Regions from separate parts of the Homo sapiens genome. Here region 2 is linked to region 1. A link is a loop called in an ENCODE intact Hi-C map of the cell type or tissue named here. Cell type or tissue: endothelial cell of umbilical vein. All regions are shown on one strand. Each heading gives the region's core, and the rest is flanking DNA. Links, peaks and the distances in the headings are about the cores only.

The links. A loop is a pair of places that touch in the nucleus more often than their neighbours do. Peaks named below come from ENCODE experiments on the same cell type or tissue, not always from the same donor. Only the 100,000 strongest peaks of a DNase experiment are listed, where the experiment ranks them.
Region 2: a loop joins it to region 1, with 7 times the contacts of the local background. A loop is called at or near these places in 7 of 110 quality-filtered maps.

Annotation. Positions count from the first base shown.
Region 1 is chr2:237,025,641-237,031,017 of GRCh38, reverse strand. The region is part of intron 1 of COPS8-DT (COPS8 divergent transcript); the gene reads left to right. Among named protein-coding and RNA genes, the nearest start is that of COPS8-DT, 57 kb to the left of the region's middle. In endothelial cell of umbilical vein, for the core only: a CTCF peak has its summit at 3,386 (motif pointing right); a DNase peak (open chromatin) is centred at 3,427.
Region 2 is chr2:236,773,933-236,779,309 of GRCh38, reverse strand. It overlaps LOC105373949 (a long non-coding RNA gene), which reads right to left. Exons shown (of 5, transcript XR_924026.3): 2 at 4,681-4,976; 3 at 2,286-2,400; 4 at 1,425-1,910. Among named protein-coding and RNA genes, the nearest start is that of ACKR3, 210 kb to the right of the region's middle. RefSeq lists enhancers at 4,412-4,912, 4,913-5,377. In endothelial cell of umbilical vein, for the core only: no CTCF peak of the experiment used is centred there; a DNase peak (open chromatin) is centred at 2,299; H3K27ac peaks cover 1,437 bases.

The DNA of each region.
Region 1 (5,377 bases), core at 271-5,270:
TGGCCTTCTCTGTGGGCCCAGGGTGTGGGCTGGCCTTCTCTGTGGCCTAGGGTGAGGGCTGGCCTTCTCTGTGGGCCCAGGGTGTGGGCTGGCCTTCTCTGTGGCCTAGGGTGAGGGCTGGCCTTCTCTGTGGGCCCAGGGTGTGGGCTGGCCTTCTCTGTGGCCTAGGGTGAGGGCTGGCCTTCTCTGTGGGCCCAGGGTGTGGGCTGGCCTTCTCTGTGGCCTAGGGTGAGGGCTGGCCTTCTCTGTGGGCCCAGGGTGTGGGCTGGCCTTCTCTGTGGCCTAGGGTGAGGGCTGGCCTTCTCTGTGGGCCCAGGGTGAGGGCTGGCCTTCTCTTCGGGCCTGGGACCCTGCCCAGCTCCTGCAGCCACTTCCCTGGGAGCCCCGCTTGGGGCCATGGGCTGCTGCCAGGCCTCCATCACCTCGAAGCGGACCTTGAAGAAAGCACTGAGCCAGCCCAGCCCTGCTTCTTGGGTGTCTGACTGCCCCTGGGGAGCCCTGCGGCAACAACCTCCTGGCTGGGTACCTGGCACTACCTGCTCCACTGAGGGGTCAGCCACTCCGGACCCTGAGCCTCGTGCCCTCCTGCACCGGCTTGAGTTTGGGATTGCTGTATTGTTTTGACCAGGACAGCCCCCCAAAGGGCCCTCCCTGGACTGGCCCAGATGGGGACCTGAGTGTCCCCACGCCTTTTCAGCACATCCCAAATGCCACTTTGTTTTCCTCCATGCTGAAGGCTGGCATGCCTCCTTTTCCTGGGTTTCAAGATACCTGATGAAGTCTTCAGAAAACTTGGTTATTGAATAGCATGTCTACTTCTTAGATGTTATTACCTTTTTGACCACCTGTGACATACTTTTACCTGATAATGGCTAGTCTAAATTCTGCACCTTAAACTATGGACTCTGGGCTCACCATGCACCCCGCGCCCCCCAGCTCCCTCCCTCACCCTCAAATCCCCTAGGTCCTCTCAGGGCCTCCTGTTCTCCCAGCCTTTCCTGTTCCCTCCTCCCTCCCAGCACATCCCAGCGCCCCTGCCTCCATTAACCCCAGGCCCTGCCTATATAAGAAATACCTGTTTAAAAAACAGCTTTATTGAGCTGTTTTTAAAATTAATATACAAACCTGCACTTATTTAATGTACACAGTTCGAGGAGTTTGATATGTTCATATCCATTGAGACCATCACCACAATCAAGATAATAAATGTACCTATTGCCTCCACAAATTTCTTTGTGTCTCCCCATTTTTTACTGTGTTAAGAGCACTAAGCATGTGATCTATTCTCTTAACACATTTTTAAGTGCACAAAGGAGATATAACCTTAAACCAGGGGCTTACATCTTGGCTCGGGTCCCGTAGGATGGAATTACCTTATGCCAAAGTCTACTGTAAAACTTTACCATGAGAAGCGGACACAGTTGGCTTTCAGAAGAAGAGCTTTAGCAAGCTTTCAGAGCATTGGGGTGCTTCACATTGGGGTGCAAGGACTCATTAGACCATGCACCACTGTGTCATTTTAACAGGCCTTTGTAAAATAACTTTTGCTCTGAGTTTTGAAGCAGCAAATGACTTTTAATCACATTGGAGAATTACGAAACAATCAAAATTGGTGCCTGAGCCATTTAAGCATCCATTGGCACAAGTGGTATTTACTAAGCATCTCTGGGCTGCCAGGCAGTGGGAAGTGCAAGGGACAAGGTGTTGTTCCTATGCTGTCGAGGGACTCACATTTTCCTAGGGGAGAGACCCAGGTAGACAAGGAAGCAAGGCTTTAACCGGAGTGTCAACAAAATGCCATGAGGGCCCAGAGGATGGGTGAGCGCTGGAGCTTGGCTTGGACAGGGAGGAGGGTTTACTTCAGGGAAAGGAGTGGGGTGGGGTGAAGTGGGGGTGAGACCGATGTTACAAGGCGTCGCCATGGCCTTCCTTCAAAGGCTGCAGAAACGGGCGTAGAACTCTGTGATATACAGCTGAAATTTGCCACGTATCTGCTTTGTCCTTGAGTCTGTTCAGAAGATCAGGGTTTCGGCCAGGCACGGCGGCTCACGCCTATAATCCCAGCAGTTTGGGATGCAGAAGTGGGCAGATCACTTGAGGCCAGGAGTTCAAGACCAGCCTGGCCAACACAGTGAAACCCCATCTCTACCAAAAATACACAAATTAGCCAGATGTGGTGGTGCACACCTATAATCCCAGCTACTCAAGAGGCTAAGGCAGGAAAATCACTTGAACCCAGGAGGCAGGAGTTGCAGTGAGCCAAGATCATGTGACTGCACTCCATCCTGGGCAACAGAGTGAGACTCCATCTCAAAAAAAAAAAAAAAAGAGCCAGGTTCTTAAGGGCTTCTTAGTCTGAGGTACAGGGAATACTGACTGTCATAAAACTCCACAAATTATATGTAGAAGTTTTCATGCATGTACATTTTCCTGGAGATTCCATACTTCAGTTTTTAAGGAGTGTGTGTCCCTAAAAGCACATAACTATTGTATCTGTGCAAGGCTGCTCCCCTCTGCCTGGGAAGCCATCTGTGGTGGTGCTGGTTGTCCCTGGACTGCTACCCAGAGACCCGGGCCTTGTTTGACCTTGGGAATGTTAAATCCCCATGCACCATTTTGTCCAAACAGCTCCCATTCTAGGCACCTAGAAAATATTGGTTGAAATGAACTGAATGCTTATCTAAGTTGTATTTTCATTTCTTCAACATACCCTGTATGACCAGTAAGAGCATCTTTACCCAACTCAATAACTGCCCCACTGGCATAAACGAGAAGGCGGGAGGCCTCCATGTGAAACCAGCAGGAAGTCTCCATGTTCCTGGTTGAGGTGCACCTCCCAACTCAACTAGAAAATGAACTTTTCTGGTAATCTTTGGGGAGTGACTAGTTCCCTCACACCTCACCAATAATGGAAAGCTGGAAAAGACTCATTGGAATAGACGCTTCCAAAAGACATCAGCAGAGTTTCTGAAAAGGCAGTAAAAGGGAAAGAAACAAAGAAATGAACATTGTTGATTACAAGGAAATTATTCTTGACATTTCACATAGCATAAAAAAAGAGGACCGTGCACAATAAATTAAACAATCTTCAGGCTCCCATTGCAAAGGGTCACTTTCAAATAACTTTCATTCCAGCTGTGTGTCTTTGGGCGAGTTCGTTAAATCTTCTTTTGGCCTCAACTTTCCCATCTTTGAGAGGTCAAGTCTCACATGGCTATGGTGAAAATCAAATGAGGTGAAGGATGTTGAAAGGACTTAGTAAAAGATCCAGTCTACACAAATCGGAGCTTCCATGGCCGTCATTAATACTGACCATCTTTGATAACTTTGCTGCAACCTATCTTGAAATCACTTGAGATGATAGTACTGCCTTCATGTCACCCACCGGCCACCAGGTGGACTCAGCTGCCCTGGCTTGGTGGCTGCATATCCAATTTCTCACTGCTTCCTAAGTGTCCTCCCGTCTCTAAGCCGCACCTTCAGAAGGGGAGAATGACTTTCCTGTAGAGGAAGACTGTTCCTCAGTCAGGTGGTCAGATGCAGTCCCCTTACCCTGTAACCTCTCTCCTCCCCTGTGTTTCAGGGCTCACTCATGGAGCTCATGGAAGTGGGCAGATGGCAGGTAGGGTAGAGGTTGGGGGTCGGGAGCTTTCCTCCTTCCCTAGGGCTCTGGCACAACTTCTCCTGTTCACCCCTTTCATGGAAGAGACATTTCCCCTGAAGTTCTACCCTTGAGTCTCCTGTCTCTTAACTCATGGTCTCCTGGGCAGTCTCATCTACTCTGTGACTCCGGCTCTTGCCCCCTAGGCCACTCTAAATGCCACCTCCTAATGTGCCCAGGGCTCCGAGGGAGTGCACGGTGCACAGCGGCCTCTCAGCAAATACCCCTGAAATGAATGCACCCTGGGCTTCCCATGCCTCCTTCTTGTCCCTGGACACACTGCACTCCCCCATGAGCTCCCTCAGATCCTTCCTCCCTTCCTTGCCCTCCCCAACTCCATGTTTCCCACCAGGGTTAACTCTGTCCTTGCCAAGCCCGATCCTGTGGGCCGTCACTCCATCCTCTTTCATGTTCCTCCCTTCAGTTTCTTTTTCCTCTGGTGACTTCTCGGCACCGATACTCTGCTCATCCATTCCTGGGCCCCCTGCTCTCGGGCCGCTCGGCACTTCTGGTAGACACAGCCCACCTGGTCTCCATTCCCAATGAGGCCATCTGCGGCTGCTCAGTATCTCCCATACCCTGTTCATCTCTCTCCTCCAAATGACCTGGCCTCCTGGCCTCCTTCTTAGTAAGTTAATGAAATTTCTCTCGCCACTCTTCCCTTCTTCCTTTGGGAACAGAGCGTGCATCTCCTTCTTCACTCAGGTGAGTCCCTCTGTCTGGCTCTGAATTCCATCCAATAGATCCAGGCTCTGGGGCTCCCAGTCATCCCCTCCTCCCGGTGTCTGTTGCTTCTTCTGTCACTGCCTCCTTCCCTTCAGCCTGTCCACCTGCTCTGTGGTTTCAGGTATTTGCACACACACCACAGCCAAAGGCACACACCTTTCTGGGACCCGGTTTAGTGTCAGGAAACCACCTTATCTCTTTGTGCTGCTTTCCATTGATTCAATGCATGTAAAGTGTTTAGAATAGATGATGGATATTAGTGAGCGACCATCATCATCATTGTAATTTTTGTAGCAAACATTCTTAAATGTTTGTCCAAGTTCACCACCTCCATTTCCTCCTCCTCCAAAAGCCCCTGAAATCTCAGAAGCCACAGCCTAGCTTTGATTCTGCCACACCCTGAAGGTATTCTGACTAAGATAATCACTGGCATCCCAGTCACCAAATCTAAAGGAGGATTTTGGCCCTCGTCATACTCTACCTCCCCATCAGCTTCAGATCCAGCTGGAGCCTCTCTCTTTTTTCCCTGAAATGCTCTCCACCTTCCTCAGATTGGGCAGCCCGTACCCACAGCTGACCCCACCCCCAAGCACAGCTGAGGCTCCTCCTCATCTCTCTGACCTTGAAAGTCAAGGTAATCCTTGGTCATCGTTGGAGTCATCAGGGCTCAGTCCTCTGAGCCCCTCTCTTTTCTGTCCTCACTCACCCCTACGGGACCTCATGCTGTTTCCTGGCTTTAGATATCATCTATATCCTGACCACTGGCAAATATACTCGCTGGCCCTGGCCTTCCCCTTGAATTCCAGACTGGTGCACCTGAGCTTCTCCTTGACATCTGCTGCTCTCGGACATTCAGTGGGCATCTGAAGCTCACCATGTTTGAATCAGACTTCTGATGTTTCCACCAAACCTGTTCTTCACATCTGTCTCCAATTTCAGTGAATTCTTCCAATTGCTTAAGTTTGGAGCGAACGTTCATTCCTCTCTACT
Region 2 (5,377 bases), core at 314-5,313, 250 kb after region 1:
CCTGGTGAGAACATAAAATGGTGCAGCCACTGTGAAAAAACAATGGTAGGTCCTCAAAATATTAAACATATAATTATCATACGATCCAGCAATTCCACATCTGGATTTATACCCAAAAGAAATGAAAGCAGAGACTTCAACAGATATTCATACACAAATATTCATAGCGGCAGCACGCACAATGGCTAAAACACGGAAGCAACCCAAATGCCCCTCAGTGGATGGCTGGATAAACAAAATGTGGTCTGGCCCGGCGCGGTGGCTCACGCCTGTAATCCCAGCACTTTGGGAGAGCAAGGCAGGCAGATCACGTCAGGAGATTGAGACCATCCTGGCTAACACGGTGAAACCCCGTCTCTACTAAAAATACAAAAAATTAGCCAGGCGTAGTGGCGGGCGCCTGTAGTCCCAGCTACTCGGGAGGCTGAGGCAGGAAAATGGCGTGAACCTGGGAGGCGGAGCTTGCAGTGAGCGGAGATCCCGCCACCGCACTCCAGCCTGGGCGACAGAGCGAGACTCCGTCACAAAACAACAACAACAACAACAATAAAATGTGGTCTATCCATACAATGGAATATCATTCAGCCTTTAAAAAGAAGAAGAGGCTGATACATGCTCTGACATGGATGAACCTTGAAGACGTGCTAAGTAAAATAAGCCAGACACAGAAAGCAAATACTGTATGATTCCACTTATAGGAGGTCCCTAGAGCAGTCAAAGTGATAGAGACAGAAAATAGAGACAGAAAGTAGGATGGTGGTTACTAGGGGAGGGAGAGGGGAGTAGGAAGTTAGCGTTTAGTGCGGACAGAGTGTCAGTTGGGGGAGATGAAAAACTTCTTGAGATGTTGACGAAAATTGCACAAAAATGTGAATGTACTTACTACTGAAATGTACTCTTAAAACGATTAGGATGATACATTTCATATGTATTTTAGCACAATTAAACATTTTTAAAATAAAATAAATTCCTTAAAAACATCCAATAAATTTTCAGCTTCTTCCCTTTGCCTCATATTATCCTTTCAATCAAGGCACAGACCTCTGGGTAAATATAAGAAGGCCTTCTTAGGGGCAGGCAGCTTTGGGGCCCATTTGGACTTCACAGTAATTCCTAAAAAAGAAGATGTGTGTAAGGTCACAGACCAGCTTCTGCATGAATGGAGGCAGACACCAGCAGCTCATTTAGGCATGACATGTTTTCCACTCATAATTTTTAAAGGTGCTCTTAAGCCAAGCTTCTTAAAACCTGGCCCCTTATAGTTACCTCCAGCAGCTTGAGTGGATGAAGTGACTTCCCACTCTACGGAAGAACATTTCCAGTCTCGGACTGCTGTGAGCATAAACCCTTCCATGACTAGAGGGACAGCCAGCAGGTCCAGGAGCAAAGTGTCCCTGTGTGTTAGTGACCTGGATCCTTCTTACCTGGGACTTGCTCCATCGAGGTCTCAGGGGTGTCACGAGGACAAGCACTGGCCTTTCTCACAGAGGTGGGCTTTGGGGATGGCCAGATGACGGTTGAGCAATAACAAAATGGAACAAGGATGCATTCGTGTCTGGGTCACAAGTCAGGATCTCAGTCCCTGTAAATCACTCCCCTGGCCAAGGACACTTGGTGGCCGTCACTGCATACAGCAGCCCTCCGATGGCCCAAGGCTGCCCTGAAGAAGGAGTCCGTGTTCAACACGGCCACAGCAGTGCAGACGTGTGTGGGGTCGTCAGTTCCCCTGGCTTGGCTGGCTCATCCTTCAGATGTAGAGAGGCACCACAGTGGTTTGTTGGTTTCACATCCACCAAAGAAACACATTTTACTTCTCAGAGAAAAGAGATGTTAAACTTCTCCAATTTGGGCAAGCTGCCAGTGACTGCTAGGAGCAGAGACCCTTCCAGAACACCTCACCTTAGCAGGTCCTGCTGAGGAGGAGAAGAAAGGAAAGGTGGGGAAGCACTCCTTTGTAACTTTATTTTGGTCTCATTTAAATGTGTTAAAATGAACATGCATTACTTCAGAAAATAAAAAAAGAAATGCACACATCCCCCAAAGGTGAAAACAACTGGTGCTGGTTACAGACGCTGGGTGTGAGCTGCCCCTGGGGCACATTAACGTATATTCACTATCAGGGAACAGGCCGGGGTGAATTTGAATATCAGATTTCATGTGAACAGATGTTAAAACCAATGAAATAATATTTGTCCTGGCAACGCTGCCCAGGATAAACATGATTACTGATTTAAAAAAAAAAAAAAAAACAAAAAAAAACAGTATCAGAGCAGATGAACACATACCGGGTCTACTGAAGTTGAAAAACAGCTTATTGTGAGGCTCGCCTGAGTCAGAAGCTTCTCCTCAATGTCAATAAAAGAAGACAAAGTCAAAAATCTCTTTGCTCCTTGCGGGAATCTAGAAAGAAATATGCCAAGAGACACCGGGCATGACTCATGGTTTTCTTATGATTCCCACAAGGAAAAACCAAAAGCATAGAGCTCAGTCCATGACAAATCCCAGGAGAGGTGACCTGGCAGAGTGGTTCCAGTGGGGCAGACACAGGGTTTAACCAGAGGCCTGTGTTTCTAGAGCCAGTGGCTGGTGGATGATGGAGAGACAGGTCTCAGGGGAAGAGTAGACCACGATACTTAAAAGGTTCAGCTGTAGTTTGCACACTTTTCTGGGGAGAGAACTTTGGGGTCTACTAGCCAGAGAATAATAGAATTTGGTGGGAATAACAGCTTCTCACCAGAGGCTTTTTGTGAATGTCTAATTCACATCTGCAAGGTCTGGATCTCAGTAGAACGTTTTCAGAGGTTTGAGTGCCACGCAGCTACACTTGCCCTTATGAGGCAAAGGGAATGGAGGCCACAGGCCATCGCCCTACTCTGGTTACGTAGTCTCTCACGCTCACCACACTTCAAAATCCTTGATAAAGATAGTAAAACAATTAACCTTTATCCTGTGCCATAGGCAAAAGCTGCTGCCAACGAAGCACCCCCTAGTCTTATGAAAACTGCTCCATCGAAGGTGGATACCTTGCCATGCAGCCCACCTTAGTGGTCACAACCCCGGCCTGGACCCAGCTCCGGCTTCCCACTGTGGGGATAACCACGCACACAGCCCTGGTTCACAGCAGGCTTCCAGGAGCCCACTCAGATGGGAACCTTGGAAAATGCCTACGAAGGATTCCAAATGAACATCATTCCAAAGGTTCAAATAAATTCCATAACGTGTCTATGAAATGTCTTTGAAATGGGTTAGTGCCTATGAAATAGACAAAAATAATACCTCTTAAAGTACAAAAGGATCATAAAGTGTTTGCAATTCTTTTGTAAAATGTCAGGGATTATTCCCACATTTGCTCACTTTCTTCTCTATAGTTATCTTCTCAATCACTGGGAGCAAAGGCATGAAACATCTTTGTCTGAAGATCTCTAATTTTACTCACTGTAGTTAGAAGTATAATGATTTTGTTTGTTGGTTTTGTGTTGCAGTGTTCTTTGAGGAAGAGTAATATAACCGTTTTTCTTTAACTTTTGTCAAGAGCCCTTAGGATGTTAGAAACCCTCAGAACTTAAAAAAAAAAAAAAAAAAAAATCCCTGCCTGAGAGTCTGTAAGTTGCTACAGCTGTTGTTTCTAAAAATGCCTGTAACCCTCGTTTTCCAGAAAAGGAAAGTATAATACACATTTTTAACCAGTAACTCTCATAAAATATCTACTATGTTAACAGGATTTCACTAGATTATTAAAAATACACAAAAAAGCAACTATTTCCACATCTTAAATGCTCAAATAAATTATGACCTATCTGCACAGTGGGAGTTGTTAAAATACAGCTATTAAAATTATGTTTTCAGAGAATTTTTAATATTGGAAAAATGCTCACTATATGACGTCAAGAGAAAGTAAGCCGGATATTAAGCCCTATACACAAACTTCATTGTCCTGATGAAAAATTGGCTCATTTTAATGTAGTTACAATGTATGGAACACTCATTATATGCCAGGTTAACAGGCAAAACTCAGCTTAGTTTACCTCATTTGTTCTTTTCAAACTTTCTACAGGTAGATACTATCCCCATTTTATATGAGAACACTGAGGCTCAGAGAGGTCAAATAATCTGCTGTCAGCACTCTTGCCTGGTAAAAGTGGCATTTGCAGCCCAAGTCCCAGCTCTAACCCTCCATATTCAAACGTGCGGTTCCAGGACCCGAGCATCAGCACCAGACCCTGCCCCACTCGCACCTTCTGAATCAGAGCCTGAATTTTCTCAAGATCCCCAGATGATGCATATGTTCCTTCAGCTTTGAGAAATGGCTCTAAACCATGCTATAAAGAATAAAACCTCCGAGAAAATGCATTGGAATGTTAACAGTGATTAACTGTGATTTTACAAGTGATTTTCATTTTCTTTTTTACATGTTTTTATATTTCCTAAATGATTTCCATGAGCAAATATTTCATCTACAATAAGAAAAGTGTTGAAGTGAACATTCCATCTTCTTCATTTGTTGATACAATAGAACGTAGATCTACAACATCATAAATTGCAAAAAAATAAATTTGAACCAATTCTCCCCCCTCTGCCCCTTATCACCCCCACTCCACCCCTCACCACCCCCATCACCAAAGTCCAGATTTATGAAACGCAACCACGGATATTCATGTAACCAGGGGCGGGTGCGCTTACCTGGAGCTGTCTCTCCCCCAGGGTGGCTGCAGAGGCTGTGGCTGCACCTGGGGTGACGAAGGGAAGACTTCACCACATTCATCAGTTGGTTCAGGGGCTGGGCAAGTGAGTGGATTCAAGGATGGCATGCAATCCATGCAGACGGATGCTGGATTCTTGGGAGATGACAGTGCTGTCACAGCCTGATATCAGAAGCCTGTCCATCCGCAGCTGGCAACATGGCCCCCACATGCCTTCCACCCGCGCATGGGCCCATCCTGACATCGCGCTGCATGAGAGGCTTCGTGATGACAACACTGAGCACAGTGAAAAAGACCAGGCCAATGGCAGGCAGCTGTGCCGCTGCTTTTCCCCTCCAGCCATTGCCACGTCATCAAAGCAGCTCAAAAAGCACCAGGCCTCTTAAATGCTTTCTAAAGGGCCATTGCTGTGGTTGCAGACTTATCTCTGACTTGGTCCCCTGAAAGTGTTCTCCTTCATACTAAGCCTCTTGTCAAGTCCTGACACTTTAACTAGCATTGAATGGCCTGTGGGCTTCTCTGTCCCCAGGAAGGGAGCTCTGCCCAAGTGGCCATCTCCAGGAGCAAGCGTACGCGGTGCTGTCCACCCCAGGCCCCAGCCCCCACAGCATCCCATTCCCCACCCCTTTTATCCCCATGATATTGAAGGACAGGTTCCAGCCCCCCAGCCACAGCTG